4 separate regions of the Homo sapiens genome follow, and regions 1, 2 and 4 are each linked to region 3. A link is a loop called in an ENCODE intact Hi-C map of the cell type or tissue named here. Cell type or tissue: OCI-LY7. All regions are shown on one strand. Links, peaks and the distances in the headings refer to the core of each region. The heading gives the core; the rest is flanking DNA. Region 1 overlaps FHL5 (four and a half LIM domains 5). Region 2 holds the start of KLHL32 (kelch like family member 32). Region 3 overlaps KLHL32 (kelch like family member 32). Region 4 holds the start of GPR63 (G protein-coupled receptor 63).

Region 1 (8,147 bases), core at 1,991-6,990, 440 kb before region 3:
TTATCTGTGGGTTACTTTGGCAGAACTCTTAAGCCCATTTGTATATCTGGACAGCTGGAAGTCACACTACCACTTTCTATGCACACATATGTGAACACACATGCACATACACACACACACACACACACGCAGTTAACTGTTTAACATACATAACCAATACCACTACTGCATTTAAAGAGGCAGCAATACACTATGCTAAGTTATCATTATTAAATTACACTATGTTGATGGCTGAGAATTACAATTGATCACATGACATAAAATAATCTTATGACTGAGACCTTCATTACTCTACCAAAACACTGGCTTAGAAGGTGACTTTACAAGCAGCAATCAAGCCATATGACATATGAAGCTCCAAAGAATTACCAGGGTCAATGACGGCATTTAAAAACATGCTGGAGCTGGGCATGGTGGCTCACGTCTGTAATCCCAACACTTTGGAAAGCCAAGGTGGGAAGATTGCCTGAGGCCAGGAGTTCAAGACCAGCCTGGGCAACATAGTGACACCCTGTCTGTATAAAAAAAAAAAAAAGTTTAAAAATTAGCCAAGTATGGTGACACGTGCCTGTAGTCCCAGCTACTTGGGTGGCTGAGGCAGGAGGATCACTTGGGCCCAGAAATTCAAGGCTGCAGTGAGCTATGATTGAGCCACTGTACTCCAGCCTGGGTGACAATGAGATCCTATCTCTAAAAAATATACAAAACTTAAAAACTAAAGAAAATAAAATCTTGCTGGAAATAAAATGAATAGGTTTATCTCACTGTTTTGAGAGACAACTGAGTTGGCCAATTTTAGGCTGCATTTCTTAAAGACAGACTAAAACAGTAATGATATTTGTGAGAATTATCCTAAAATCATTTATCAGACACAATAATGAAGACTCTTTCAATGCTATAACAATTCAAGAGTGAAACTTCTTTAGTACATCCATGCTGAGCACTGTCTGGGCCAAGTGCTGATGTTTCCCAGGTTATTGGAGCCTGTAACTATATTTAGGATATGATTTGAAGTCATCAAAAATTTACAAAATATTTATATTGGGTAGTAGACAGATTATGACATGCCAGATTATTTTTTATTTAGTTTTTAAAACCACAAGTCCTTTTCTAAAAAGCTAGATTTGTTTTTGATCAAGATGATCCAATCTAAACAATTTTTTTCAACCCAAACCAAAGACCAAATATTTTCTTAAAAAAAGGAAAAACTACTTGACAACCAGGCTGTTAGAACTTTTAAGCTTTAAAATCCATAGATTTTATTTTGTTAAACTAAGATTTATTTTCTGCCAGAAAGCAAATGATTTTAAACTACAAGTGCTTCAAATTCAAACTCCTCAAGGTTCAAAAGGAGTTAAACGTCTTCTTCGATTTTTCATCTGTCACATAATGAGTGCAAAATCATTATTGCCCCCACTTTTTCACAGAACAAACTTGTTCTAAATCCTGAGATCAATCAGTGGTGAAAACCAAGCTTAGATATTAGACTTTATCTTACCTTCCTACCTCTTCAAAAGGAATATAATCACAAGCAAACTATTTTTGATGTTCCAGAATTTCTTCTCTCTAATTAAACAGTCTTTGGTGTATATATCAAGTTTTATTTTGCTGTGAATACATTTTTCAAGTTTCAGATCTTTTAAGCATTGCCTGCTAATCATCAGACCAAACAAATCAAAGGAATCATGAATTCTGCTGTGTCTGCTGTAAGGCATTGGAAGTCAGTAGGAGGTATTTTAAATTGCTTTACTTCCATCACAACATTATGCTTCCCATTTACTTATTCAGAATAGTATGCTTTTTTCCCTCTAGGAAAATATCTTTCATATCAAATATCTTTAATTTCTAAGATATTTGTTATAAGATTAAAAATACCTTTAGAATAATTTTTTCACAAGTCTATGTAACAGACAAATAACATTTTTGAGTTCGTAAACAACGAGGCGGCTTAAAATAGGCTCTAAGTTTTTACTACCTAGTTAATTTGATACAAAGGTTATAGGAACCACCTCAGATACCCCATTGCTTCAGTCATTATAAAACACTTACAAAAACACATTCCAGTATCTACAGCAATTCTAAGAGCTCATTAGCTGTGAATTCAAAAGGTGATGTGGCTTAAAAATAGTTACATGAGAAAAAATGCCCAAGATTTATCCATCTGATTCTAACTAAAGATTTCTCAGCCTTTTAAAAAGTAGAATTCATGGATTAAATTGGTTTAGAAAGAAAATATTATCTTATGCAGAACTAATTACATCTCAGGCAAAACACTGCACATCACACCTTAAGGCTCAATGTACAACCAGGGCTTATTCCATTGAGTTCTAATTCCCACAGCACCCCACTGCTAGATACAATATTGGAATTGCTTTCCAACTATTTTTTCCTTTGGCATTTATTCATTCATTCAACAAGGATTTTCAACTGCTTATCTGTGTAAGGTAACCTTGACTCAGTATGGCACTGATGGTGATGCACACAGGCTGTGGAATCAGACCATGCAGGTTTGAATCCTAGCTCACTATGGCCATGGCAAGTAACTTAATGACTGTAACCCTCACTAGTTGCTCATCTGAAAAGAGGGAAAGATAATAGTCTGTAGTATGTAGAGGTGTTGAGAATATTCAGAAGAGATCATCCTTAGCACGGTGGTAAGGACTGAAAAAACACTTAAGAAATGGTAGTTGTTATTAGCAAATAATGGTGCTTACCAATTCCATTCAGAATTACTGCTGTTGGATATTCTTGGACCTGGTGTAAAGCATTCAGGAAAAAGAAGAATTCTTTTAAGCATCCCTAAAGTTAGACAGGTAGTTATAAGAACATAGTATAGAAAATAGCTCTAACGGCAGATCTTTAAAAACCAAAATTAAGAAAATTCAGAGAAGTATGAGGAAGTGAAAAAAGAACCTGTGTGGTTTTTCTCCCCCATCTTCCTGAGTCCAATATGGCCCTGCCTCTGTTCTATTTCATTGTAGGAGAAAAATATACAATAATTTCCATTTCTTTCTACTTCTAATTAATTCCTATAGCCTTTGGCTTCTCATATTATTAATTTTTAATGACTTTTTGAGGAAAAGAACATCCTAACATAAGGTGAAAATAGAGTAGCCAAAAGCACCAGTTGTGGCATAGAAGACATGAAATGATCTTTTTTTTTTCTTTTTGCTTCCTTTTCTCCCCAGAGATACTAGGATCTCAAAAGAATCATGAAATGATCTGAATTGTAATGGCTCCCATGGTCATTGCCTTTTCTGTGGTCTTTGGCAGGTGATAACTTCAGGTGGGATAACATTTTGTGACCAGCTATGGCATAAAGAGTGTTTTCTGTGTAGTGGCTGTAGGAAAGATCTCTGTGAAGAACAGTTCATGTCCAGAGACGACTATCCATTCTGCGTGGACTGCTACAACCATCTTTATGCCAACAAGTGTGTAGCCTGTTCCAAACCCATTAGTGGTGAGTTCTTCAGTTCAATATGATCATGCCATGAGACAGTTATGACTTTATGAAACACTATCTAGTTAATTTAGGAAAAGCAATTAAAAAATGGGAAGCTTTCCTTTATATTTCCTTTTGAGATAAACACAAGTGGGTGCATATATATGAGTATAAATATTACATGGATTCCTCAAGGAAAGTACAAGAGTATAATTTGGGTGACTATACTCTGTGAAGGTAACTACATACTAAACCTAATGGTACTGACTCTAACATTCAAGGAAGGAGGAGAACAGGATGAGCTGAGAGGTTAGTGCAGGCCTTCACGAGGAGATCTGCTTGCAGCCTCATTAAGTTTTGAGTGGGAGGAGAAGAGTACTAATAAATCAAAATCCTGCTTAATTCTAAAATAGGACCAAGCATCCTTTAGTTAGGAAGGTTTTAATTAAATTCCACTATTGTATAGAACATCTGAAGCTGTAATAATTAAGGTAGCATAGGTCAGTAATTAATTAAACTTCATTTTAAGATGCTTCTAACAAATGTATTACTCTCTTTTCTCTATTCACTTGCAATTATGAAGTGTGTTTATGAGTAGATGAAAGAAAACAAGATAGCATTTTACTGAAAAAAAAATGTGACATGATTTGAAAATAACATAATGATAAATCAATCCATGTTAAAGAGGTTTTCAAGGTAAAAAGAAATACATCTTTTCCTCAGAGACACTTTTAAAATGCTAATCCTATAATAAAGGAACTGAAACTAGCATGACACTTGAGAAACTCAGCAGCTATTCTTTCTGGCAATTTATAATCACTTAATAATGTGTCAGAACTGTATATCTACTTTCTATTCCTAGTATTCTTAGAACATATTTCAATTTTTAGTTGTTCATATACCATAGAATTAAAGATCATTTTATCCCTTTCCTCCTTCTTCATCTTCAAATATGTGGCAAAATAAAAGTTGAGTCTTCATGCACTTTCCAACCAAAAGAAAAAGTTTCACAGCAAACCCCACCTTGGCAGGCTTTCACTGACTTGCAAAGGGAGGGAGGGTGTCACCAGAAAAAAACAGCATGGTCTTATTTGTCTATATGGAGCACCATCTGTGTCAGGATCTCACACTGGCTCACGGGCTACATCTGGCAAGCAGGCTGTTGATGTTTGGCCTGAACATGTTTGGAAATAACTAATGTAAAATCCATCTCTGCAGCTAAAAGTAGAGGAAGAGCCTGCCATTGGGTGAGCAGACTGCCTCCACATTCCCCAGCAGGGTCACCATCATATGGAACTCGTGGCTGTCCAATTGCATGGGGCATGCCCTCTCTGTCCCTTGCACCCTGTCTGCATCACTCAGCTAGATCACCTCCCTGGCCCTTGCAAGAACTTGCCTTAGCAATCCCACACCACTCGGCTCCAGGGTCCATGCTTTTAATTACCCTGCTCTCCTGCCTTCTACAAATTTGACAATTCCTATAGCCAAGAGATCTCCACTGATTTTAGTTAGAAAATGGGACTTTCAGATATCCAACAATACCTGGAGCTCCAGAATCTCCCAAGTAAAATCTGCAATCACAGTCCATTTATTTTATAACAACACTTATCTTGAATTGGGACAGAAAAAAAAAGGGGACTTCAATGAGAAAATAAGGAAATTAACAACTCAAAATAAGTTTCAAAATTCTCTGGAGATCCAGATGGCTAATACTGATCTGCAAAAAGCCTACACAAGCCCTGAACTTGAGTTTCAATTCTGGTATATCACAGATTCATGTGCCTAAGTGATTTTTTTCATAGATTGTTCCAGATCAATCACTGGGCCCAGCTTTTTAAAGTTGAGATGGAAAAACAACGTTGTTCTGCACAAAAACATGAGGATGATCAAAAGTAAATAATCTGACCCAAAAGTAATCTAAATTTTACCCAAAAGTAATCTAAATATTATATATTTAATTTAGACTCATCAGTCCACAGGAAATGTCTAATAACTATCTTAATCTTTTTTTTAACTTTGTGATTGAGACACCAGAGGCTGAAATGCCTGCAAAAACTTACAACTCACTTTACTATTTCTTCATCTAATTGTTAAATATCTATAGGCCCTGAAGTACTGCTTCTTTAAAATTGAGCTATTTGAACTGATGTACCATTGGGAATTCTGATATTGTCACACGTCTTCGGAAAATTGGCATTAATCTGATTATTATGTCACTTTAAAAGCTAGGTATTCTTGGTCAAAGGATACACAATTTCAGTTAAACAGGGGAAATAATTTCAAGATCTATTGTACAACATAGTGACTATAGTTAACAACTATGTATTATATACTTGAAAATTGCTAAGAGAATAGATTTTTAAATGTTCTCACCACACACACAAAAAAGCATATGATAAGGTAATAGATATGTTAATTGCCTTGATTTAGCCATTCCACAATGCATACATATACAAAAACATGTTATATAATATATGTACAATTTTTATTTGTCAATTAAGATTAATCAATTATTTTTTTAAAAAGCTCTGAGAAATCTACCCATAAATCACCAAGTGTAATTTTTAAAACCCATCACATTGAACTGCTTCATTTGAACAAACTCCAGATATAGCTACCATATTTTCTCCTCCTTTGAGATAGGATTAACCTCTTAAACTATCAGGGATAAATGAAGCTGCTTGATGCAGTGAAAGGTGCTCTGGACTGAGGAGCAAAAGACTTGGTCCTCCCTGCCCCCACTGCTGTGTCACCATGGGTGACTAACTCACCTCAGGGGTGGGGGGCCTTCATTTGCCTTATTTATAAAACAAGCAGTTGAGCAGGTTGGCTTTCTTCCATCTCTGTTTATTTCAAGGAAAAGGAATTTCAAATGTTGTGGCTTCTTCAGAGAGTGATGCTGATGTTCCTGATCATATTCTTTACCAAAGATAAACTCAAACTTAGTTTCATGAGGTTAAAAGCAGAGACTCTAAAGACAGATGGCCCTGGCCTGTGCTTAAATCTTAGATCTGCTGCTTACTAGCTGGGTGACCTGGGGCAAGCGGTTAAACTTCTCACTTCTCAGTTTTTGTCTGCAAAGTGGGGCTGATGCTAATATCTGACCCCATGAAGGTAAGGTGAGGGCTGTATACGGTAACACACATAAAGGACTTAGAATAGTAATTGGCACACAGTCAAGCACTCAACAAATGCCAGCTCTTATTCTACTGACTTGTCAGAAACCTATGAAACCAGATAACACAGGTGTCAAAGACCTGCTTCATGAATGGCTTTCTTACTGCAAACAACCCTCATGACCTAAGGGAGTAAACATATTCCTTTTGGAACAGTTTACATACATCTCACATGTTGGTTCAGCCCTTTCTTAAAGTTGCCAGATGCTTCTACTTTTTCTTATTTGTAAAATTCCGGAAGAATTGCTTTTATATTTGCCACTTGTACAAGGCTTACTAATAAAATTAAGAAAAACTCATGAGCATCAAAATGCTAGACATGTAATAATTAGTTTTATGAACAGCATAATTTATGTATATACAGAACATTACTCTTGCAGTCAGCTTATTAATGTTTTGAATAACATTAAGGGAATTAAGTAGTACATAATTAATTTACATTTATTAGGAAGTAATGTTGATAGCATCATAGATAAGCAAGCTATAAATTTAATCAAGGAAAGTAGAGAAATTTGATGCAATTTTCTGTATGAACTACTAAATTATATATGAAGACATCAAATAAGTTTGTTAGGATGGAAACAAAAGTTCATTATCCTATTTAAGAAGAATGTATCTGAAATAGAATGCTATTCACCCTTTCACTTCACCATTCCAAATGGAGTATTTGGAAATTACATATGAATTACATAACTCTTTTAGCCTCACTCCATGGATGATAAGCAAATAATAGCACTAAGATTACTGGGAGAAAACATGAAATAAATAAAGACCCAAGCCTAGGGCATCTCAACCTCTTCCCAAACCCTAACATTTTCTCCTTTAATGTAACTTCTCAAAATCAATTTCTTGAACTATACCCTGGAATCACATTAAGGAGACAGAGATCAGACCCTCACCGAAGATTCAAATTCGACTACTTTTTAAAGAAACAGTATGGTTCAAGTGAGGCCCAAGTTAAAGTGGAGGAGGCTGACAAAGCTCTTAGAAACCAATCACGTGATAACGTGGCTTCATTGGCCAGATTCAACAAAAGCTGAAGCTGGCTCTGAGCAAGGTAATAAGGCCATCACGTTAGGATGGCTGAATGATTAGACAAAATCCTCTATTTGGTTATGCTTTCTAGAAATAGTGTCCCAAACCGTATAACCCCAGGACATATTCTAAGTACAACTAAGCACAGAAAAATGAGGGGAAAGAAGAAAACTAAAACTCATTACAACATTGGACATCAAACTAGGAAGCATACATTTATTTCCTTTTATCTTCATTTTGCAGCTAAGAAAACTTAAAGTCATATAGAGAAAAAGGGGAAATGTATTCATACTTAGATATCTCTGACTTCACAACCTATACCTTCTTTCCACTATGCTACACTGTATTGTCTTATCTGGCTTAGACAACCTTATCTGTTTCCAAAAATACCTGACTTGCATATTAGCATTCTGCCTTCTTCTGTTGATTATGGCAGAATTTGGCTGTGAATCTGGTTGGGTGGCATAGGTGTAACTTTCCTACAGTGGATAGTT
Region 2 (8,147 bases), core at 1,832-6,831, 130 kb before region 3:
CCCTAAGAGGGGCCTATCCTGACCTTTTGATGGCCTAGGACATGTGTGAGTTCCCCAGGTTAGAGAGTGACACACAGCATCGATGGTACTGAGGTGACATGGAAGGTCCAGCACCTTGATGTGTATGGCACTGAACAGAGCCAGCTTCAGATTCACCCCTCTCCTCCTGAGCCAGTAAAATGGAAAAACACACACAATTACACACACACACACACACATCTCCCTCCTTCTCTTCCTCTACTTTTACACAAACTGCATCACATTATACCTATTGATCTTCCACTTGCATTTTTCACTTAGTGATATAGCTTTGATATCAGTCTGCAAGGATCTAATCTGTTTTTTAAATGGCTACTTGGTATCTTCATAATTTGACTGGTCCCCAACTGATGGACCTTTAGTTCTCTCTGTCCCTGTCTCTCTTCTCCCTTCTCCCTCCCCTTTTCTCTCTCAAATATTACCAAGCTATCATGAGTATCCTTTCACATAAGTCTTTGAACTTTTGTTTGAGGTAACCCTAGGATGAATTCTTAGAATTGGAATTACTGGACCAAAAAGTATGAGCTTTTAAGAAAAAAATAATGAATGTAAATATTGACAAGTTGTTTTCCAAAATATTTTTTTGACTTGGATTCTCATAAGCTCTTCTTTACCCATATTCTCTGTAGCACTAGGTATTGTAATCTTTTTATAATCTTTGCCAATCTGATACATGAAAATTACAATTTATTTTTAAATCTGCCTTATCTTAATGATGACTAAGAATCCTCTTTATATTTTGTTGAACCTATTTAATTATGTAATTACGATATTCTTTCTTACAGTTAGGGGCTATTTTCTATTCAGCACTGTAAATTTTTACAAAGCTCCCATCATGTGACTAGTTGATTATGTTGAATTAGACTGAAAACAACAACAGCATTTGATATCACAGAATGTGGCAGAGAAAATGTAAACATGAAATAGTTTAACAGTAAAAAGTTTCCTGTGGCACTAGTTTTGAGTTACACTGGCGCTGGCTCCTGATGAATAGGATGAATTAGCTACAAAATGTACCCATAGGTAATTGAGTAAAGCTAAGTGTTAGCTAGAGTTGTTTTGTGTTATCCACTTGAAAACTAGAGAACATCAGCCAAAAATCAATTTTGGTTTTGGCATAATTAATGCTGCTCTGTTCTCTTGAGTAGTACAGTAATTAGAAATATGGCTCAGTGATTCCTTAATGTCACTACTGGTTTGTGACAGAAAACCACGACACTGGCATTAAGAATGACAATTTCCTCCTTACTTGCTTCGGGAGGAGGCAGCTATCAGGAATTGAACAAAGAACTATGACATAGCTCTCTTTCATGATGTAGTTTTAGCTAGAAATCTGATCTGTGTAGAGACAGTTTCAAATCTGATTCTTCCAGAGCTGTTAGAATACAGACTTTATAAAAACTCACAGCACTAGATTTATGCTACCCTCCTATATCTTGGCTCATGGACAAGCTGATGATAGATGAAAAAAATGCTGCAGAAACTTGTGTTCCAAGATGCTTATCAAAGTATATTAAGAGGCAAGCTGAGAAAAACAAAAAAGTGTTACCTACTCAACCAAACTCTAGGATACTTGTTTAAGAAAGTGAAAGAGGTTTCTTTCGTGTAAGACCTCAGTCTTTAATATACCAATGTGACATGAACCTAGTTTTCAGTGTTTCCCCAACTCATTTGACCTGGCACCCAATTTCCTATAGTGAATATATGCTATTTTCCAGCCACCCAGTGTCCACTTTTCTTTTTATATCTAGTGGGGCTATGAGCAGGGGTCCCACACTACCACAACTGAGGGACAGGCCAATGCTCCAGGCTAAAACAACTGGAAGCTGCAGACTACAACTGGGAGTACAAAGAGCAATCAATTGGGACTCACCCATTTCAGCAATGGAAGACACCATCTCATAACATTCCTGTCCTGATATTATCCTGTTGTCACTGCTTCTGTGCCCTCTGGAGTTCTCCTGCTGGCTTTCTATCCTGGGTATCTAGCTAGGCTTCCCATCAATTCTTAGAGCTCCTGATATCCTTCTACTAAGTTCCTTCTTGCCTAAATTAGGCAGAGAGTTTTCAGTTGCAACCAAAGACTCACACTTTAAAAAAAAAAAATCTTCTTCAGCTCATCCCTCATAACATCACTAGATTGAAACAGGAACAATGTATATTTATTGACAACTAAAAGACCTACATGGATTATACCACCTAACACATTCTAGGAGCTCAAAAAATTGCTGAACAAATAATAAGTATTCCAAAAAACAGCTTTTGGGAAGTATTATTTTAAGTCATTTTCTTAATAAGGAGAAAGACTATATATAATGGTACCTAAGAGAGAAATGGTGCCTAACACCTAGTTGCTCCTCTAGGAGTGGAGTAAACTGCAACATATGTTTGTGTTGAATTTTGGTGGCTATTGAATAAACTAATGTCTCTTATTTTAGAGAAATAAAATACTTAAGACAAAATATAAACTTTAAATCAATACTAAGGAGCCATTTAGGAAAATCTTGCCCTCTCTGAACTAGACATTTTACTAGGCATTTACCATTTAAACCTCAACGCCATGTGTCAATGAACAATATTTAGTGAGCCGATACTATGTGGCAGACATTGTGCTAGGGCCAGGAGATACCCTGAGACACTCAGCTTGGGCAGTAAGAGACTCTTCCATAGTCACACAGATGGTGAGTTGGTGGTGTAAATATTCTTTTCCTGTGTAAATGCAATTATAGTCTTTGCTCTATTTAATTATACTAAATAAATAGCTGCTATTTATTCTAAACAGATAATCCAATCAATATAGATGGGCTTAAAATTTTAAGTATTCTCACTTTAGTGACAAACACCTTGGGGATCTTAAAGGACTGTTTTATTTATTGATACCAGTCACTGTCAATATTTTTGGTTCAAAGACGCTTTCATATTCGATTTTCTGATAGAAGACAACGCAATGAAAACTATCAAGTTGCTTATGAAAAATTCTTAGGATGACACTGCACCTAATGTTTGTAGTCAGTTGTTTGTCATTCTTTCCCTTGTCCTATGCTGTGTCCAGGACTGCTAGATAAGTAGGTACCCAGCATCCTAGCGTCCAGATATCAAAACCATGAAAATGAAGCACTACAAGCCAGACAGATAACCTCCAGAGGGAGCAAACGAATAAACCCCCAAATCCTGTGGATCTAGAAGTAGAAAATAATCGCTGAACCACTGATTTGAGACCAATGAGAACATTAAGGACACCTCAAAATAGATCAGGGCACTGTTCCTAGCCCAACTCTGTGGCAGAACATAAACCTGCAAGAAATAGGATTAACATACTATCTTTGCAGTAAGTTAAATCCTGAACTTCTACAAAATACAGTTTACTCCAATTTAGTTACACTCTTCCTGCTTCTGGTGTCTTACCTCCACGTTGGACTAAGGTTTTCAATTCGGTGGTGGAATACTTACCTATTAAAATTACCCACTTTGCTTTAGTGTGAGTTTCTCAGCATGTTTTACACAGGAGTGACCTGAATGACTCGGAAGTGGCACTTGAGTGTGCCAGGCCCTGGAATTTAATGGTATGGTTCTGTGGTTGTTGTCTGTTTGCGGTTTTATTGCTGAATTAGTAGTAACCACAGTAATCACACCCTTTCTCATTTCTCAGGCTTGGGGATTTCGTCCACCTCTGGCGGGTTGGTTCCCCTGACGTTTCTTAAAGTTACTGTGAATTTGTTCTGGTCAGTACCATAGAGTGTATTATCCTAAGGAGGGCCACTGTAGGGCCGCTAGGACTAGAGGCAACTTGAACTTCACAAGTTAGCAGAGCAAGGACTCCCTGGAACACCGAGTTAGGGCCACGGGGTCTGTTTGCTCAGATTGCCCGCCAGCCCTGGGAAAGGAGTCTGGGGGCGAGCAGGCTGGGTTCCCGGGTCTCAGTCGCCGCAGTGGTGGCTACAGACTGCGCATGTGACCCAGGGGCCGGCGACGCAGGTGCCGGAGAGCGAGGAGGAGGGCGGCGTGGAGGAGGGTACTTCCGGGACCGGCGGGCGCGCGCTGGCAGCTCGCCGACGGCGGGGGCGGGGGCGGGGGGCGGCAGGGGAGCGAGCGCGCTGGCGGCGGGCGGTGGCGTTGCGCGCGGGGTGGCGAAAGGATGTGCGCGGGATCGCGGGGGAGGGGGAGGGAGCGCGCGGGCTAGCTGGAGGCGGGAGGGGGCGGAGCCCTGTGGCGTCTGAACCCGCCCCGGGGGTGCCAAGGTGCGTCTCCAGTCTGACGCGACCGCCTGGGGCGGAGTCAGCGGGACGTGCCACCTGCAGTGCTGGCTAGGGCTTTTTATTTACTAGGGAGCAGTTTCCCCGCGCGACAGTTCGGGAGCGCGCAGGCAGTCGCGCGCACACACGCACGCAGGCACACACACACACACACACACACACACACACACACTTTCGCACACACAAACACGCTAGGACGCTCGTCTTCGCTACTGCATCCCCGAACCAGCAGAGCGAAGCTACTGCGGGTTCTGTTAACCTCAGCATCGTGGGGCGAAGCAGAGCCATTGTGCATCAAGGAGAGGCCGGTGCCTGCGCTGCCGTCTCTGGCACCTAACCCAGCAGACCGCTCACCCCATCGGGTAAGCCAGTCTCTCTCCTTGTAACCTGTTCTGCAGACCTGAGGAAGAGGGTGGGAGGCTGCTGGTGCGCCAAGTGGGGGCAGACCCGGAGTTGACATTTCAGGGGCTTGCAGCCCATGCAGCCTCTGCCCGTGTCGTCTAACGGGAGCAGCCACTACTCAGGTTACTTATGCTGCCAGCCCTGGAGTCGCTCCCCCTTTCTTCCCTCCCCCTGAGCCCAATATGTACTGTGCTCCTTGGTTGCCAAGGAGACTTGCTTAAACATCAGCCGTGGGACATCTATTGAAAGAACTGGTTTCTTAAATGATGCCGTTATTTATTTTGATATTTAAAATAAAATATACACTGAGGACCTTTCGTAATTTGGCATTTGTTAATCTGTATTCAGGTGGCGGTTTCATTCAACTTCAAGAAAAGCCGTAATTGCACTATATGGTATGCTTTAAAAAGGATTCGTCAGATGAATTTTTCAACGGATTGTGTCTTGAATCATAATTTACTCCCATTTTGGTGATCTTATAAAGAAAGATGACTGCAGTTTAGATCCCTTCTTCCCCTCTATTTCCAGTTTTATTTTGCAGTTCACTTAGTCGTGATTATTTTAAATTAAAAGCAGATGATTTAATTGTGTTTCCCCACACAAGAATGAGCTTCTATTGTAAATTGACCAGAACAGGAATACGTTTGTGAATTCGTAACGTAAGAAGGTAGCATTCATGACATACATCTTTGCTAGCATTTTTATATCCCCTGCATCAGTATTGAAGCGCAGTTTTTTGCACCTCTGCTCATTTCTGAGAAGATTCTGTTTTTTAAAAAATCTCTTATTGATTATTTTTAGATCTATCTCTATACACAGATAGAGATAGATATAAAATGTGTGCCATGGCTTACTAGAGCTTATATGAAAGTGCAGTGGTTTTTGCTTTTTGTTTTTTTTCTGATGGGACTGGGTCCTCTACTGGAACACTGATAGGCCAATGGAACAGGTCAGCCTAATACCTGGGCTGTCAGTTTTGTTTTATTTTGAGGTCTCGGGTGTCTATTGGGTGAACTTGTAACACAGTACTTGAAGGCATCAGCAATCCAGTAATTACACTTTGCACGAATTTCATGCCTCCATCACAAACAAATGGCCCAGTAAAGATCCACTGGCATTCAAGAATTAATTTTGTTTTCCTTGGATATTTGTTCATCTTTTCTACTTCTTGTTAAATGACCCAAGGAAATAAGTCAAATTCTTCTAATTTAGATTTTAAACTCTGTCATAGAGAGTGTAATAAATAATGTGAGGAGCAAGTAAGCCAAATAATGACAGAGGTAGATAGAGGGGATTTATGCAATTCACAGAGCTTTGGGAGATGAATGATGACAAACATTTTACATTACAGTGTAGAAAGCACTTTTCATATACTTCTTTTTTAATCCTCACAACAACCCTTTGAGGCCAATAAATTACCTTCCATTTAAAGCTGAGGAACCCAAGACTCAAACCTTGCTGAAGGTCACAGCTAGTGAATGGGGAAGCCCTTTCTGGATCCAGTCTCCTTGCCTTTAAAAAAAAGTTGTGTGTGCGTTTCAGATGTGTGCAGGGATCTGACAAGTGAGATAAAGGAGTGGAGCAGGCCTAGACAAGACACGTGGGAGAGAGGGTAGGGAGTGGAGTGTGAACTGTGGCCTCTGGAACTTGCAAACCACTGTAAAGGAGGCAGCTCCCACTCCACTGTAGCCGATTGTTACTGTCCAGGCTCTAAAACATGACAGTTTTTTAAGGAAAACAGAAGCTTCTGGATTTTTTTTATGAGGTATCCTTAATTTTAAAAACTGTAAGGACCACATTAAAAATTGTATCTGGGTCATATCTAGCCTGTGGCCTGCTAGTTAGCAACCCATAATTACTGATGTCTCACTCAATTATAAGTTAGTATTCTCTAACAAAATACTGATGTGAAAAAATACATCCATCATTGTGAGTGATCAGTTTTTTATTTCAATATTAAAGTCTAATAAATGCTCTACCTTTGTTTTTCAATAAACAGGTTCAAAAATTTTTTGAGGTTTTCTAGATCTCTGTCTTATATCTCAGAAAATAAAAGACCATGAAGTGCTCTAAAATAGGAATTTTTGAATCTGGTGAAACAAAAGCATATATAGTTTAGAACTTATGTTCCTGGCTTAATGTTTTTTTTCTTGCCATAAGGCCAAGAAGTGGAGAAAAACTCAGTTGAGTGCTTGTTATAGGAAGACGTAGGATTGGTCAGCAAATGGAGCATCCTGAGCCTTTAATGAAAATGTCTGATTAAAGTGTTAGATAATTAGGTAAAACCCACCACTGAATACTGCAAGATGCCAAAGGAATGAAAACATAAGTGGGAACTCAGAGACATTAAATCCCAGCACCCTGGTATACAAAATGTTTACTCCTTTAATAACTATCTTGTAGTGAGGTAAATACGTCTTGAGAAGCTGCCATTTTCTCGTGTTTCTCCTAGAGCTACAGAGATGCTAGTGGACTTCACTGAAGTAGGTAAGTAGTCAGAGAGGAGTGTCATTTTATTTACATTGTCTCTTTGGTGGATCCAGAGAGGTGTAGTTAAAAGGAAAAGCCAAAAGATTTGAACAGCGACTTCTCATGGTTCTCTTATTCCAAAATCCCCCTCTGGAAAGATGCCTTAACAGTAAATAAAGCCATTTCAGTTTTCCTTTCATGGAAATATGTTGCACCTCTAGTAAGGAGCTATGCAGGTGTGTGTTAGTAATGTTCTAACAAAGTCCTGGCTGAGTGCATGGAGATACCGTCTCTGCCCTCAATGATTCAGAGCAAACACACTGCTCCTGGCAGCGTCCACTTTTCGAGCTCTTCTGTGAGCAAGCTACTTCCATATCGGCTTCACAATGACTCTATAAAGTGGGCATCTTATTTCCATTTTACAGATGGAGGATCTAAGACTGTGAAGTCCAATTGGAGCAATGAAAGAAATCTTGCAACTTCAGCTGCTCTTCTCTTTTCACATTCCTTCTTCTCAACTGTTACCTAATGCAGGTTATAGACATGTACATAATTGTGATTTTGAGGGAGTTATGTGTTAAATGTTACAATGGAAATATAAGATTCCATAGAAGCTCAGACACAGGGAAAAAATTTTAAATGTTCTGATTGTGGAGATCAGGTCAGTCCCTAGGTAGTAGGGGGATTAGTGCTGGAACTTGATGGCTGGGTATGATTATATTAAATGAAAATCCTTATAGCTATTGAAAGATGGGAGTCTCCACCAGACAGTCTGTTGGAAATGTGGGTTAAGAGGATGATGCTAGTGATACCTAATATTGATGAGCTTACTGTAGCTGAGCGAGTGATGAAAGCTGTGGAAGAACTATGGTCTGGAAGATGGAGTGCAGCAGAGGATGCAACTGCGGATGGGTGGGAGGGGATGGAGGAAGACAAATTTGGGAAGGAGACTAGGAGAGGAGTTGTAGCCATAGAGGAGAATCT
Region 3 (8,147 bases), core at 2,102-7,101:
GTGAAGAAAGATACCATCTCTAAATTCTGTCTTATTATTTCTCTTTTTATACTTGAATTACATGCAGTCACATCTGTATTTGCCCATCTCTAGAGTAAGATTGAAAACCCATAGCTCTTACTTCACAGGTGTGCCATGGGATGAAATAGTAATTTTTTTTTTGTAAAACTACCCAAGTAAATAATATCTGCACTCAGCTGCATTAGCAACTAAATGGTTTAAGCTTAGAGGCAATGGTCTGTAAAGCATGTTTGAAGTATTAGGAAACTCAAGAGCACAAATTCCTGGGAAGGCTGAGTTAAAATACACATGCAAATATATGTGGCTGCCTTATTGCTTGCTTGATTGCTTTGTGATTTCCTTCAGAATGGCTAAGTTGATGTGTATGTGCGTGTGTGTGTGCACGCATGTGTGCGTGTAATTCCTGTCACACAAAGGATCTATGAAATGTGAACTGAAGTGAAGATAGCAGAAAGGGAGCTGACTTTTTGAAGGTGAAGAAACCTACTTGGAAAGCAGGAAGATATTTGCAGAAGGGCAGCCATATCCCATTGCCCAGGAGTCATATGCCTTAGGTGCTTAAATTCTACTTTTATGAGAAAAAGAAAGCCAAATGAGATGAAAATATATCTGGTGTAAGTGCCTTTAAAAAGAAAGAAAGAAAAGCAAGTCCTAGGGCCAGATCTGGGGTTGCAATTATTCTGTCCAAACACCAGAGACTTATTCTGACTGTGCATCCACAGAGGCATATGACAGTCTGTGGCATACAGCAGTAATTCATCTGTTCAAATTGTGTGCTGAGAGGACAGGAAGGGGGCTGACATTTCCTGGAGCACCTTCTGAAAAAGCCAGGGGACAGCACTAGGCACTTTATGCGTGCTGTTTAAACTAATCTTTAAAACAGCTCTAAGGAATGCTGTGACCCCACTTGAAAGATGACAGGCCCAGGGAAATGCAGTGAATTGACTAAGATCATTCTCTCATATATTTTGGCCCAATTAGTCAAACCGAGTCCTACTAATTTCAAGTCTGTTGTTCGTTTTTTATTATAATCTGTCATTAAGAAAAGATTAAGTTATACTTTGTTATACTTTGTTGAAGGAGGCAGAAAAGTGTTTGGGCATTTACAGAGTCCACTATCTTGGTGGTTTTCTAAACTTGGAAACTGTGCCTTTTCAAGTCAGTCCATGAGGGCTTAGACTTGTTCTCCCTATGTGATCACTCTTTGCCACAGAGTAGAAGTTGATACCTCTACAGCCTTTCTTGAACAACATCCAAGAAAGTTTGGTTCTGAAACATCTTTAATTTGTAATAAATCTATTTTCCCTTTGAGACATGGACACAGCTGATGGCAAAAAGAATGAAGTTGCAGTTTACTTGAGATTGTTGAACAGCTGCTTTCTCTTACTATGGAGTCGACATTAACATTAAGCAAAAAGGTTGGAGCATAGGAATGTGAGTGAAAGCATAATTCTTCAGTTTCTTAACTGTTATTTAGTATTAGGGACATTCACTGACATGTAGTCTTTATCCGTGATATGTATATAGATTTGTAAAAATTCAGGGTTAACATCGAGTGTATCTGCCTATAGCTATTTCTAACAGTTGATTATATGTTTAGTCAGTTGTAATATGCATAGTATGAAATGTACGTATTTTAAGTGTCTGAAAATTGTTGCTGTCTTGGAGAGAAATTGGAAGTATAGAGTGGGAGTGATGAATGAATGCCTCTAAGTGTAACAAGATGTGTGCGTGTTCCTCCTACACATTGCTCTAAAGTGTAGCCTTCTTAAAATTGGCCTACAGATTTCATCCAGGAAATTTTAAAGAAAAAGCAAATTTTCCTCTTAATATTAATACATATTCTGAAAATGCATGCATTTCCTATCAAGTAGCAAACAGGGCTGCATAAGCATTCACTCTGCCTTTGCACTAATGAGAAATATGCCCTTCTTCTGGGCACACTGTGTTTGGGACACTGCTTGAATAGACCTTGGGATGCAGTGCAGTCTTCATGGGTGTCCTTGCACAGCCATGCATGGAGGCCATTATTACAGCAGAACCAATGGTGGAGGGCATAGAGGCCAGGCTGCTCTTGCTCTGCAGGGCTTGTTTTGGGAGCAAGGTTGGAAGCAAATGGTGACATAAACTGACTCTGGGCAGATCTGCCTTAGAGAGAAAAGGACAAAGTGAATCTAAGAAAATACAAACTCCAGTTACACTGGTGGGCAAGAGGGCCCATCCTGTTACTCTGGCCTCCCTTACTCTCCTCACTTTGAAACTGTGGCCAAGTTTTTTCATGTTTCAGACCAGTCCTGAGTAGAAGAGGTATGAGGAAGAAGGAAGAGAAATACTCTGATGGAAATGTTGCCTGGGAGATGGATCCCAGTCCAAACTAGACAAGAGGTCAGCCACCCAGGAGCAGGCAGGTGTTTTTAGAAAATCAAAAAGCAAAAACCAAAAAACCCAGCCTGACAGTGAAGAGCAGAAAACATCAAGACCCTTTTATAAAAAGAAGAGCCCTGCTTGGAAAGTAGAACTTCCAGCACCAAAGGCCTTGGGATAAGCCTTTAGAAATTTGAGTACCTTAGGACCGAAATGGAAGCAAATAGGACTGCGAACCACAATAAAGTTTATTGTTTAACACTCTGGCTATGATGATGTCAAGGAATATACACTATATGCCAAGCACTGTGATAAATACCTTACATGTAGTGGAGGAAGGGTTGAAACCTAGTTAGCTTCCTCTTAATTTCCGGAGAGCTCTCCTCCTTTTCTGTCCCTTGGAGACTGATGAAGAGGTTCCAGAAACCCAGTGGAGAGATAAACTCTGCACCAAATGATAGTGACGTTTATAGTCCCCTTTACAATTCTCCACTTCCAGGCACTGCTAACTCTGTCAGCTGTGAACCAATTATGTCATATCCGGGCTTCTGAAGAAGGATGCCTTGGGATCTGTGTTCCCTTGCATTTCTCTTTATTATTCAGTAACTCCAGCCCTTGGCTTCTGAAAATCATAGAAGAACCCATCTCTTGGGGGATAGTCACCCTAAATACATTTCTCTGACCCAGAGAATGCTTCAATACGATCTTTACAAGGAAATATTGTATCACCATTACTGTTCTTATTTTGAAGCCTTTTGGCAATCAAGAAAACTATCATACTCTGTTAAGGGAAAAATTACTTTAAAAATATTCATTCAGTCAGAGGTCTCACCATAGTAACTTTGTTTTTTTGATTGTCATTTGGTTCCCTAATAAGTTCACATGACTTTTTTTATATAGCCCTGATAATGCAAACACTGTGCATTACATTTTGATGATCATTGAAACTGTATTCCCCACAGCAGAATACTTTTCTCGGGAGACCTGAGCATCAGGCCAGGCAGCAGAGTGACAGGAATCTTAATTGGATCTGCTTTCTCATGGACCATCCCTTCAGGGGTAGAAGTATCCATTTATATGGAGAAAGTCTCTGTCGGATTTACTTATAAATATAACCCAATTGAGCTAAATAGTAGCACATGGAGCAAACATGGGAGAAAATTTTTAAAATGTTTCTCTCAGGAGTAGTGTTAAGACTATTCAGTGGTTTAAATATTTTAGCTTCCCAATCCTTTCTTTAGCTGGCAGTACCTACCTGGCAAGTAAAAGGCCCTGAGGCACCTCCACTGTGCCTTGCACTCTGGAGGGTACACAGTGAAATCCACATTTTAAGGAAGAATATAGCATCCCTTCCTTACCTGCTGGGGCTATATTCCAAGACCCCAGTGGATGCCTGAAACCTCAGATAAGTACCAAACCCTATATATACTATGTTTTTTTCCTATCCATACACACCTGTCATAAAATTTAGTTTATAAATTAGGCACAATAAGATTAACAACAATTACTAACAATAAAGTAGAACAATTATAACAATACACCAGCATCACTTCTCTTGTACCTTGGGGCCATTATTAAGTAAAATAAACACAAGCACTGAGATACTGCCACAGTGGTCTGATAACCCAGAGGGCTACTAGGTTACTAACAGGCAGAGAGCATCTACAATGAGGATATGCTGAACAAAGGAATGATTCATGTCTTGGTAGGACAGAGTGGGATGGTGGGAGATTGCATCATGCCACTCAGAATGGTGCATAATTTAAAACTCATGAATCGTTTATTTCTAGAATTTTCTATTTAATGTTTTTGGACTGCAGTTTACCATGGGTAACTGAAACCGTAGAAAGCGAAACCGTCGATAACGGGGGGCGGGGGGGAACTACTTTATTTTGAATTTTGCAGAAAGTGACATTTCTCCTTACCTTCTTGTCAGAGCTATGCCAGAGTCCATAACTGGAGTGTTGACATGGAAAGTTTGAGAAGTGTGAAACAAAAGAGGAAGTTTGAATTTCATCAGTTACTTTTTTGCTTTTTTAGATCTTTTGAAACTAGTTATTTGCCTTGGGGTAGATTTTCTCTTTTATCAGTGCATTATTGAAACAAACAAGCAGATTAGTCTGCTTCCTGTTTGACAGTGAAGTCATAAAATATGAACAGCTTTGTTGGTCCCAAGACCTGTCTCTTTCTCACAGAGAACAGCTGATTCACAGTCAGGTCATGTAGGAGGGCCTCCCACCTGTAGGGCAGGGCCAATTCTAAGTGACAGTCTTTGCTTCACGCCAGTCTGTTCTCCTTTATTAAATTTCTCTGTGCTATCCAGTCAGAATGTGCTCAGAGTCTAGTTTGTGCTGCAAGAATCATAAAGCCATTCGTTCAGCAGATTCATGTCTAAAATGTCTCTGTGCAAAGAAGTTTAACTGTGGCCACCCTTCTAAGATCAGCTTTCCAATTCAGTATGTTTTGATTTTTGAAAAATGTATTCCTGTTTTCCCAAATAATTTATAAATTTATGTCTTCATTTTCTTGCTGTCACTTGGCAGAAATAGAATGCGCAACCCCCCAACCCAAAATCTGATTTGGATGTTGAGACTGATAATGCCACACACCCCAACAGGATGTGAAAAGGTTTATTCCTCACATAATGAGGCTTTCTGGAGAGAGCAGGGTGACTCCTAAGCAGGTGCAAAAATGGCTTGAGAGAGCATGGAGGTATGGCTGGCTTTGGCTTTTATTGTGGGGCAGGGGCAAGGGCTACCCGCAGGTAGGGCTTGTGTATTTTGGAGAGAGTTTTCAGGCTTTTTTAAACCTTTGCTCAGATGTAAGGCAAGCAGGAAAATAGGGAAAGGTGGGGCTTGAAAGCCATCCGGAGTGAAATAACAAAAATAGGGGCAGACTCTATTACATTAATCTAGCATTCTACTTGAGTAATAGTCACATTTCAGGCACAGACATTTTCCTTTGGAATATTATTAAACTCAGTCACCTAATGAAAACACAATGTGGGCTGGACGCAGTGGCTCATGCCTGTAATCCCAGCACTTTGGGAGGCCGAGGTGGGCAGATCACCTGTGGTCAGGAGTTTGAGACCAGCCTGGCCAACATGGCAAAACCCCATCTCTACTAAAAATAAAAAAAATAGCCAGGTGTGGCGGTGGACATCTGTAATCCCAGCTACTCAGGAGGCTGAGGCAGGAGAACCGCTTGAACTCGGGAAGTGGAGGCTGCAGTGAGCCGAGATCATGCCACTGCACTCCAGCCTGGGCAACAAGAGCAAAACTCCATCTCAAACAAACAAACAAACAAACAAAAAACACATGTGTTTGAACAATATTCTTACAGCATTTATAATCTTTTCTGGCACCAATTCTGTGCTGAGGAACCCACTGTGGGCTAAGGTGCCTGAGGTCGTATGTACAGATCATGCACACTGATAACACTGTGAGGGTCTCCAGATATCTTAGATAATATAGATGACAAGGATGAGTGTGGCCCCTTCTGTGTTTTAACCATATCTCCCTTGTGTAAAAATCCATTCAAATGAGCTGGATTTGTTGTTCTTTCCTCCATTCTCCTTCCAACTCTCAGCACCTCCCACCCTACCCCATTGCCAGTATTGGGAATAGAAAAAGAAATATTTCCTTTTTGCTCTTGATAATGGTTTTATTGTCATAGGTGGGGCAATAAACAGTCTTTCTCTGACATTCTCCAAAGTAGAAATGGCGAGTATCCAGTAACTCCAAACAGTAGATCAACCCTCCTAGTTAACTCAGTGGGTTTTGCACTTCTGTGCACCTGTTTCTTCTGAATGTTTCAACAGAAAGTTCCATTGCTACATATTTCATAATCCATGGTGTGCATCTGAGATTTTTACTTTGCCATGGTGGGTAAACAGCACAGAAATCATTACAACTTTGTTCCTTCTTGATCATGTGAATTTCTGAGTGTTGACTGCACTCAGAATCATTTCCTAAAGAAATTTCGATCCTTCCTTTAGGTGCTCCCTCAAATCATCTTAGTGGAGGGAAGTTAATCATTTATATAGTGGGGAGTCTTGGTTAGTTCCTTAAATTTCATAAGAAGATATCAGCCTATTGATGGATTTTTAAAGCACATGAACTTTTTCTCTTATTGAGAAAAAAAGAACAATTGTGCTCCAGCCTTATCCTGTTTTCTGGACAACTCTTACTAGAAGTTCATTTAGGAGAAATTTTACACATAAAGGATCCCCAGAAGATATGCAGTCTATTCATCTGGCTTGGTGGTTCTCAACCTCAACTGTCAGTCCTTAATATAAAAAGGCCACCTTTACTATCCTAAAATGAAATTCCTAGACAATATAACATACTTACACAAATTACTCTAAGCACCAATAGAATTTCCTAACCATATGTAAAAGAACAAACGAAAGAAGTTTGTGTTTAAAATCCTTTATATTTCAGTGTGTACATGCTGGGGTACAACCCTTCCAAAAGACATAATGAAGTAGTCTCCTGTCTGCCCCCATAGGGAGAATCACCATGATTGGGACAGCAGATGCACATGCAGATGCAGACTGGTGAATGAATGTTGTACTGTCAACTCAGATACCACAAGGACAGATCCCAGGTGGCATGTGACATGATTTTCCAAAATAATGAACAACTCTTGGTATTATACAATTCTAAACAAAACAAAGTAACAGTCTTCTCTTTGTTTTTATGGGCGTAGCATTCCTGGAAAAGCCAATGTATTCTGACACAGAACATCAAAGAATGTGTTTATATGTAAAACAGAGTTAGGTTCGGGGCTTCAATCTGTGTAAACAAATGTTTCACTTCTTTGCACACCCAGCAGGGCATTCCGGCGTGCAGGCTGTAGGTCAGTCCTCATGGTTGGTGACCGCCCTGTGTGTTGCCTGGCATCTAGCCTCCCAGCCACTGCCCAATAAAGGCCAATATTGCCCACCCTCCTGGGAGGACCAGAAATATCCCCGCAAATTTCCGAATTTCCCTGAGAAGGTAGTATTGACTCGATTGAGAAGGACTTCTTAAATATTTTAAATTTTATACCTAGATCAAGCCAGAAAACCAGAAAACTGGATGTCTGGGTCTTAAATAATCTCTTTATTAACCTTCACTTTTTATGCAATGTTCTATAATATAAACTTCTGATGGTATTATTAGAAGTATTATCAAGCAAATCATTCAATAACCCTCTTAATGTCTGCTGGGAAATTTCCATTACATCTCAGGGTCTGGAGAATCTAGAAATCTCCTTAGTATTTTCACCTTTTAATCTTGCATTAGGTTACATTTCTTTTTCAGTTTTGATGCTAGGAAGCATAGAGCCACATTGTGACCCACTTATAATAGTTATGAGGATGGATACACACACACACACACACACGCACACACATTCTCTCCTGACCTCATATTGTTTCCTCTTTTCTCTTGCTTTGAGTTATTTTTATTCTTAATATTTAAATGCTTGTATTGATGCCTCAGATCCTTTTTGAAATGAGGCAGAGAAGATAATAAGTAACTAGACTGAATAAAAAGATTTGAGACCTCTTTCTGAACATTTTTGGAATCCCAGAGGGATCTTAATGTTAGTTGTAGGCATGAATGCTACAGCCCATTAGCTCTGCCTATGAAAATGAAGTGCCTCCAAATTCCCAGCTTGCTCCATAAATAAATCATTCCACACATTTCCCAAATTTTTTTCCTCCTTGTTTCAGCACTAAATATAAGGATACTGCAAATTCTATAAAAAGAAATTAC
Region 4 (8,147 bases), core at 1,376-6,375, 210 kb before region 3:
GCTTTAATAACATAGACTGAGCTAAGTCAATTGAGAGAAAGAAGTTAACCAAGAAGCTTTGCTCAAAAACCCTAAAAGGTATGTAAAGCTTATAACTATAATAACACATAAAGGTTTAAATTGAAAATGATGTTAAGAATTTGAAAATGATCTAAGAATCAATTAATATATATGCCAGGTGATTGGTACAGTATCTGGCTGGGGGTTTTTCTAAATTGTATCTGGGAAGATGTAATTCTTTAGCATATCACTCAAAGGAAATGCTGATAATAATAACCCTATTATTAATTTCAATAGGTGACCACTAGATTGCCCCCATACCTGCAAATATACCATCTATTCCCCAAGACCCGAGAGCTGTGTTAAAATCCAACTTTTCTAACTCTTCATTATGTTTATAATGAACATGAATGAGCTTTCCTGTGTATTAAGCTAGAGTTTCACGCTTGAGTTTTCTGAATCTTCTGTCATACAAACAGAAGTGGATACAAATCTTGTCCATATTTACTGGTGCAGAGGCTAGAATGCATTTTATCCTATGTGTCAAACTTAAAGCCTGAAACAGCTTGCTGTCAGCTTCAGAAACCATTTTTACAAGCATGGCATACCGCCTCAAGCCAACCAAATCCTAAAGCATGTTGGGCTGCCCACACTTCAAATCATTTGGAATGTTCTCATGTTTTGTGGTTGCAAAAGTACCAATTTTGTGGATCATCTAGTTCAAATTGAGGGCACATCTAACCTTAAACAGAAAATTCCCCGGAAATTGAAACTATAACTGACCAGGATCACATCAGCTCTTAAGATCTATGATCTCAGGCTGGTAGTCAAACATCTCAAATGTTGTGTTTTGAAAGTTGAAGAAATGCAACATAAACTCTGTGAAACTCATTCATGTGTCTTCAAGGAAACACTAAGAACTCATCCTAAATATACATATGTCATAGTTGCAAAAAAAAAAAGGAAAAAGTGCCACCTGCAACAAAGTAAAGGTGATTTGCAGCAAATATAAACACATTTCTGGTAAACAGCTAGCAAATTAAAGAAAAAAAAACCGCCTAACAGATTACTTCATTTCATTTCTAATTTTCATACATAAGCTGAAATATAGCAGCTTCAGCTGTGAAATGTGGTAACAAACATAACAAAGGTGAATGAAATAGTTTTGCTTGTAGTAACTGGAGCACTGTATTTATACATATTGTTTTTCCAAGCATTAATGGGTCCCTCTCTCAAATCAAGTGCTTAAGACATCATTTCACAAATTGGAGTACCAGAACTTCCCCAAGGTTTGCCTCTCATGCCTTTGAGGTCTACTCTCTAAATCCCAGATCTATGAAGAATGTCCTAAAGGTTATTTTTGAAGTATTAAAAGAAGAAAACACTATATTGACAAACTAAATTTTACCTAGAATTTGCCTATTGAAGCTTAAGAAATGCCTGGTTCAATTATCCATTGGCAGGGTAATTCAATCCATTTGAATAGATAAATGTGGTTAGGATATGGTTCCCTGATCCAAGCCTTGTTAAGAGTTCGAGAACATACTGAAAACCAGTGCTTTTTAACTTAACTGATATTGACTAAAATGCTGAAAAGATGACAAGCCCTAGCAATAACTATTTTTAGCTGATATTTTAGACCTACTGTTCCTGGTGCACATGTATTATTAGGTCCCTAAATGGTTTTCATGTTTTTTATATACTCAATAGCATATACAGATATGGTATATATAGTTATACTATATATAGTATGGATACATAAATATAGATATATGTGTGATATGGATATATACATATACAAATCCACCTCTGTGTGTATCATTTCCAAAATACTCATTCACAAAACAATCAACCCAAATTAAATAAACCATAAACAAAATCTCAAGGTGCTCAAGTAACTCTAGGAACTAAGTCACATCCACTTAGGAACACTAAATTCTTACTTTCTTGCTTGCAGTCCAGCAAACTTAAGGTAAAACAGTAACTACATAGGGGTTTTAGTTATGTTTATTTTTCCTAAGCAAATTTTTCTCCAAGAATGTTCAGCTTGCTGAAATTTTCAGAAAATGCTTGAGATGGTGGGTTCTTTTTTTGAGTTTCGGTACTGGTATACTTTACAGCAAAGTGACAAAACTGTACTTAGAGATAAAAATCTATATCCCAAACAAAATTTTACAGTATTACTGGTTATTCTGGGATGATTTTCTTCGAAAACTTCCCATTACAAACAATATGTTTCCTACACTATCCCGTCTGCCTTGGTAGTATACTTTTCACACACAAAATTGTACGTAACGCATATACCAGAAATACGTCAAGGCACTCTTTTATTTAAATAAGCTCCCACATTCTGTTTTTATTGTTCAAAATGATCTGAATGCTCATAATTGATGTAATCAATTATGTCACTAAAATTTTGGCTATGCAACATTTTACAAAATATAGGGACTTTTCATCAGCACCTTAGATTTGTAGTTGGCAATGTGAGTGAATAAGGCAAACAGGAATAGAGGTGTGGCAGAGACCTAGGGGTGTGAGAAAATGGGGCTTCCTTTACCCACGGGACACGTGGGAAAAAAAACTTATCCACGTCTGCAATAAATGTACTTTTATGTTAGGTTTCATTAAATGAAACACGTATTACATACCTCGTCAATGGATTAGAATGTCTGAAGCAGTATCAGCTTATGCAAGAAACATGAGGTTTTTATCCATGATTCTTAGAAACACTACTCCTAGAACTGGTTGAAGGCTTCTTAATCTAAGACATAATGAAAAACAAGCTCACCCAATAAACAAAGAGAAATCCTATTTTAAAAACATATGGTTTAAACTTCATCCTACCTCACTAAAAACCTGCATGCTACTATAGGGATGCCTGTATTCCCTAAGTGTCGAGACTCAGTCTCATCCAAGACTAAACGATCTCTTTGAAAATTTGGGCAAGCCCTGGGGGAAATTTTCATAAAGATATGTTGTTGGATTTTTTTTTTAAGCACTCTGAGCCTCCACAACATATTTTATTATTAAAAAGAAGAATGTTTCCGAAAAGGGGCAGAGGAGAAAAGACTGAAATCAGGGCGACGTTGAAAACCGGCCAAGGATGCAACACACAGCGCCGCAAGCTGAACCACATGGAAGAGGGAACCTCTCTTAACTGTTGGAGCGCGAAAGGACCTTTCGCTCTCGCAAACAAGGTAAATTTCAGCCCTCAAGCAGCGAGACCACCGTGTAAAAGTTCAAGTGGAGCTCATCTCCTTCCTCTCACTCCCAGCACTGAATTCTCAACCAGAACAGCCCAGCAGGAAAGGAGCCGGCATGGGGTGCCCCTCTGCAGCCGACCGTTTTCCTAGAAGGCCTAACCGCTCAGACGGGCAGGGGAGGGGGGCGGGCGGCCCGGGAGAAACCGAGTCCCCGCCGGGTCCCCACCGTGTGGCGCCGACCGAAATAACTCCAGTCCAGCTGCAAAAACCCTCCCGAAAACCCAAGCTTCTCCGGCACAACTTCGGTCTCTCCAGCCTCATTCCTCCCCGCACTCCGCCAAACTGCTCGCCCTGCCCAGCGCAGCGGATGCAAGCGCTCCCCGCCCCGAGCGGCTACCTGTCCCGCGGGCCGGGGATCGCGGGCCGGGGATCCCGAGCCTCACCTCACCTCAAGCGAAGGGCAGCGCGCGGGCGCCCGCGGAAGAGCCCAGGGAGCATGGCTCCATGTAGTCCCTCCCGGAACTTTCCTGACATAGCACTTCTCTCCTCCGCTGCAGAGAACAACGCTGCCAGGCGGAGGAGGAAGGAGGACAACGAAGAGGAGGTGGTGGCGGCGGCGGCGATACAGGCGGCGGTGGCGGGAGCTGGAGCTGAAAGTGAGGAGCATCGCGGACGAGCGCCGCCGCCTCGCGAGCCGCCGAGGGGTTCCCGCCCCCAGGGTAACCAACGCTCCCTCTTAAAGGCGCCGGCCCCGGTTTTAGACCGGGAGGTGAGTGAGAGAAGAGAAAGAGGGAGGAGGCAAGTAAAAAGGGAGGGGGCAAGTAAAGAGGGAGGAGGCAAGTAAAGAGGGAGGAGGCAAGTAGAGACGGAGAGATCCCTGGAGGCCACGCCCGAGCTGCCCCAGGGCGGATCGCCGGCCCCTTTCGACCGCTCCCTGCCCTGAACCCCTCTATGCTCAGGTCGCATCGTTCCTCCGCCTGGGCAAAGGCATCGAGGGTACCGCAAGTGCGCCCACCCGGCACTGGGGCAACCCTCGTCGTTGGCCTGCGCCCTGCACCCCGCGCCTCGCTCCCAGACGGTCGCCCCGCCCCTAATCCCTGGCAGTCCTTTTAGGGTCCTGGTTTCCCGCTCCCACGGGCCCCCAGAGTGCACCTCCAGTGGCTACTGCCCAGTGGATTTGCGTTCCCCGAGGCTACTCGCGTTTCTTCTTTGGTTATTCTTCCTCATTTCCAACACAATGATGAGGGTCTCACGCAGGCGTCCAGAAGACTGAAATAACTAAAAGCCAGCTGGGGCCCCTAGACCAATGCTTGAAGGTGTCCCTGATGTGTGGCATGGGAGAATTGCCAGGTATCCTCCTTTACCCGGTGCTCTGTTCTCTTCCAATGGCCAATCCCCAGCTGGCCTCCCACTGGATTTCTAAAACGATTCACTTTCATCAACACATGGGCTGTAAAGATGCCAAACAACTCAGGAAGACCCCCCAGAAAAAGTATCATCTTGAGACAGTGGAAAATGCTGCTTTCAGTGACAAGTGATATTTTCAGCTATTATCAACATATGTGATCATTACTGAGGCCACAGCCTCAGGTGGTGATGCCCAGGAGGCTCCCAGCATCAGCAGCTATCGTCACCCTAGGAAGAGACCACAGCAGCAGTGGGCATGAGCAGCAGAGGGTTGCTACTGTCCACGGACTTGTTTTTCTACCTCATAGTTCCAACCCTTGCTTCTTGGACCTATGGGACTTCAGTATAGTGTTGTGCAGTTTGTACTCTGCACTGTGTCCTCTGTCTGAGGAGGTGGGCAGGCAATTTGGAGTTAAGATCTAGCCTGGGTTCCAGAGCACCAGTCCTAGCACCAAGCTCGGAGAGAGTGGCATTTCCTCATTCACACAAAGGCACTTGCATATCACTACCCTGAGACTGAACCAGAACATCTCAGTTCTTTGCCTCCTGCCACCTACAGCTGTGAAAGAAGCACTTGTGTTGAACTTGTAGAAGAATAAGGCAAGAGGAGACTATACAAAAGGTTGAAGAAACTTCTGTAACCAGATGGAGACGAAATAAGCCCTGGGCTCAATAAAAGCAGGAGACATGGTCTTGCCTGGACCAAACTTTTAAGATGGGAAAGGAGATTATCAGCGAGCAAAAGTGAAGTCAGGATAGTTGGATGTGGCCAGCACACAACTCAAACTGAGTTAGCAAAACCTGCAGCAAAGGGCATTGGAATTTATTGGTTCATATGTTTATAAATCCCATAAGTAGAACTGGCGCGCGCACACACACACACACACACACACACACACACACGTTCTTAGAAATCCTTTTTACTCCAGATACTCAAAGAGCATCAGGACTCAATTTCTCTCCCTGTCTTCATTGTGCTTTCACTGCACTGGTTTTATTTCTCTAAACAGAGGGAAGACCTACATCTCCAGTCTTAACATCCAACCTCCTTAGCAATTAGTCGCATCAGAAAGAAAGCAAGCTGAAGAATGTCTCACCAGACCCACGTGGATCCTGCGTTCATCTCTGAACTAACCATTGTAACTATGGGATGGAATGCACACTGCCAGGCTGGGGTTATTTGCCTTTATCTACAAAAAGGTCAAGGGAAATAATTGTATGTACCCTTCATATATACCCAAACCACAGGGACCGAGTAGAAAGAAAGAGGTTTCCCAAAGGAAAATTAAAGTGTTGTTAATAAAGAAGGCAAAAGAATGTTGAGTAGATAAAGACTATAAATGCCCACTACAATCCCCATTCCCCAGTATACACACATCACCACCACTGTCACCAAGGGGACTGACCACCTCTCTGCTCCTTTACCAACAGTCTCAGGATCAGAAGAATGAGAATGCTGATGGGTCATGGAGGTGCTAGTAATTGAGCCAACCAGCCACATCCTTTGGCCTCAGAGCCACTGAGAAGATCCTGAGTGACATTTGTGACATTTCACAAACCACCTGCAAACAAACAATATATAAACCATGATTGTATTCAATTATTTTTCCCTAAATTATAAACCTGCCTCCATGTACCTCAAGCCCACATTCATTGTTAGGCCTTTTTAGTTATGCAATCAATTTAATTTGATAAGAGCTCATGGAAATTCCCTGATATATATATATATATTCAACTTGGGGGAAAAAAAAGTGGCCTACGAATAATCACATTTCAGTATCCAAGTGCCAAAGAGCCCAGCTTTGTTTTTAAACTTCAGTAACTTTATCTTTTCAGAGAGAAAGATGTTATCTTTCTCTCTGAAAAGGTGTTTATTTTGCCTACCAAAAAGTGACAAAAAATTTCAGGCTTTTTTTGTCTCACACAAGAACTTTTCTTTTACAGTAGTTGCTAAAAAAAAAAGTTTTGTATTTTTTTCTTCATTTGTGCATTTTATAGAAATCCTCATATATCATAGAAATTTAGACTAATAAACTGGAAGAGACTTTAGAATAACCTAAAACATCCCTTTCATTTCAGAGCTAAAGAAATGAAAGCTCAAAGGTTGACTTGTGTAGGGTACATAGCTGTTTTTTAGTATCTGTGATGTCCCTAACACACATGTGCTTTTGCTAGACATTTCGAAGGATATAGAAGCAAAAGCATAGAATGTAGTCACTGTCCTCAAAGAGACATAACTATCTAAGATATAAGACAATTACAGAACATCACAATATATCATATAATTTAGTGTAAAAAGTGTGGGATGATCTCCGTGTATTAAAAATAGGCATCAGAAAATGAGACACTATGGACTGGAATAGTCTTGGAAACACTTTCTAGCGAGGAAGCAATTAGATGGTCTTTTTTAAATGCAGAGGAAAAAGGAAAGATTTTCCAAGCAAGAAAGCAAACAAAATGAGAAGGCATTGATGGGAAAAAGATCTTGCCACTTGCAGGAACAGAAATGAAACCTGTACTGTCATGGTTTAGAAAAGTTTTTCAAACTCCAAGTCATGAAGTCATTTTACTAAGTTTTGACTAGTATTATTTTAATTAAAATATCAGCATGCATCATACTTAATAAGTATTATTTGTTAAACTTGTGTTTCATTATCATGCGTGTTCTGAGTTATGACATGAATTCAATGTCTTACTTTGGTTAATGTTCACAGTAAGCTCAAAAGCCTCTGGTTCTGAAGCTAAATAGACTAGGTGTGAAACTGTTTTGAGGCAAGACATTGAGCAAATAACATCTCTCCAAGCATCAATTTCTTTATGTGCAAGAGATTTTCTGCACAGTCCTGTGCACACAGTAAGACTTGTAAATGCCACCTCTTATTGACTAGATTGGATATTTTCAACCCTGACTGCACATTAGAATCACCTGAGAGGTTTTTTTTAAAATACCGTTGCCTGGGGCCCATCCTCAGAGACCCAGATTCAATTTCAGGGTTGACTCTGGACATCAGTGAGATTAAAAGCTGCCCAAGTGATTCCAATGTGCAATCATGGCTGAGAACCCTGAGTTGGAGCCATAGAACACATCTAGCACCTGAGGAGCCTGTCTCTTTCCTCAGTGAGTACATTGACTTTGATAAGTTACGTTTCTTCCCATAGATAGCATGCCAGGTAGTCAGCAGATTTCTAACTACTTTCTACTCTGCATTTGCCCCTGAAAAATCTTCAACTGTGGTGTAAACTGCTCATGGTTTACCTCAGTAACACAGCATGAATCCTGAGTCATAATATTTCATGTGTCTCTCCACATGTACATTTTATGGTCAGTTGTAAGCATAGAGTCGTTTCTGGAGGTGTTAAAAGGCAGTAAAAATACCACCAAAAACTCCCTAAGGAAAAGCAGAAAGGCTAGAAGTAAGTGGCATTAGAAATCCATAAGCTGAATAATTAGCAGATGACTCATTAAATTCCAGCTATTTTCATCCTAACTTTTAATAGTGTAGTTTCTAAACATAGTAATTAGTGATGTGCTTTTTG

Evidence for each region. Hi-C counts contacts between places; a loop is a spot of excess contacts. Peaks named below come from ENCODE experiments on the same cell type or tissue, not always from the same donor. Only the 100,000 strongest peaks of a DNase experiment are listed, where the experiment ranks them.
Region 1: it touches region 3 in a loop (4-fold over the local background); 67 of 110 quality-filtered maps call a loop at or near these places.
Region 2: it touches region 3 in a loop (5-fold over the local background); 15 of 110 quality-filtered maps call a loop at or near these places.
Region 4: it touches region 3 in a loop (4-fold over the local background); 6 of 110 quality-filtered maps call a loop at or near these places.

The regions. Positions count from the first base shown.
Region 1 is chr6:96,607,299-96,615,445 of GRCh38, forward strand. FHL5 (four and a half LIM domains 5) reads left to right here. Exons shown (of 6, transcript NM_001322466.2): 5 at 3,274-3,460. Among named protein-coding and RNA genes, the nearest start is that of FHL5, 48 kb to the left of the region's middle. In OCI-LY7, for the core only: no CTCF peak of the experiment used is centred there; DNase peaks (open chromatin) are centred at 2,933, 4,213, 4,493 and 6,533; H3K4me3 peaks cover 3,686 bases; H3K27ac peaks cover 4,528 bases.
Region 2 is chr6:96,920,373-96,928,519 of GRCh38, forward strand. KLHL32 (kelch like family member 32) reads left to right here and starts at 4,356. Exons shown (of 11, transcript NM_052904.4): 1 at 4,356-4,654. RefSeq lists a silencer at 4,083-4,392. In OCI-LY7, for the core only: no CTCF peak of the experiment used is centred there; a DNase peak (open chromatin) is centred at 4,259; H3K4me3 peaks cover 2,417 bases; H3K27ac peaks cover 1,422 bases.
Region 3 is chr6:97,045,331-97,053,477 of GRCh38, forward strand. All of the region lies in intron 4 of KLHL32 (kelch like family member 32), which reads left to right. Among named protein-coding and RNA genes, the nearest start is that of KLHL32, 120 kb to the left of the region's middle. RefSeq lists an enhancer at 4,379-4,438 and silencers at 4,423-4,717, 4,619-4,678. In OCI-LY7, for the core only: no CTCF peak of the experiment used is centred there; a DNase peak (open chromatin) is centred at 4,551; H3K4me3 peaks cover 1,727 bases; H3K27ac peaks cover 2,586 bases.
Region 4 is chr6:96,833,617-96,841,763 of GRCh38, forward strand. GPR63 (G protein-coupled receptor 63) reads right to left here and starts at 3,861. Exons shown (of 2, transcript NM_030784.4): 1 at 3,652-3,861. RefSeq lists a silencer at 3,371-3,420. In OCI-LY7, for the core only: no CTCF peak of the experiment used is centred there; DNase peaks (open chromatin) are centred at 3,635 and 3,905; H3K4me3 peaks cover 1,765 bases.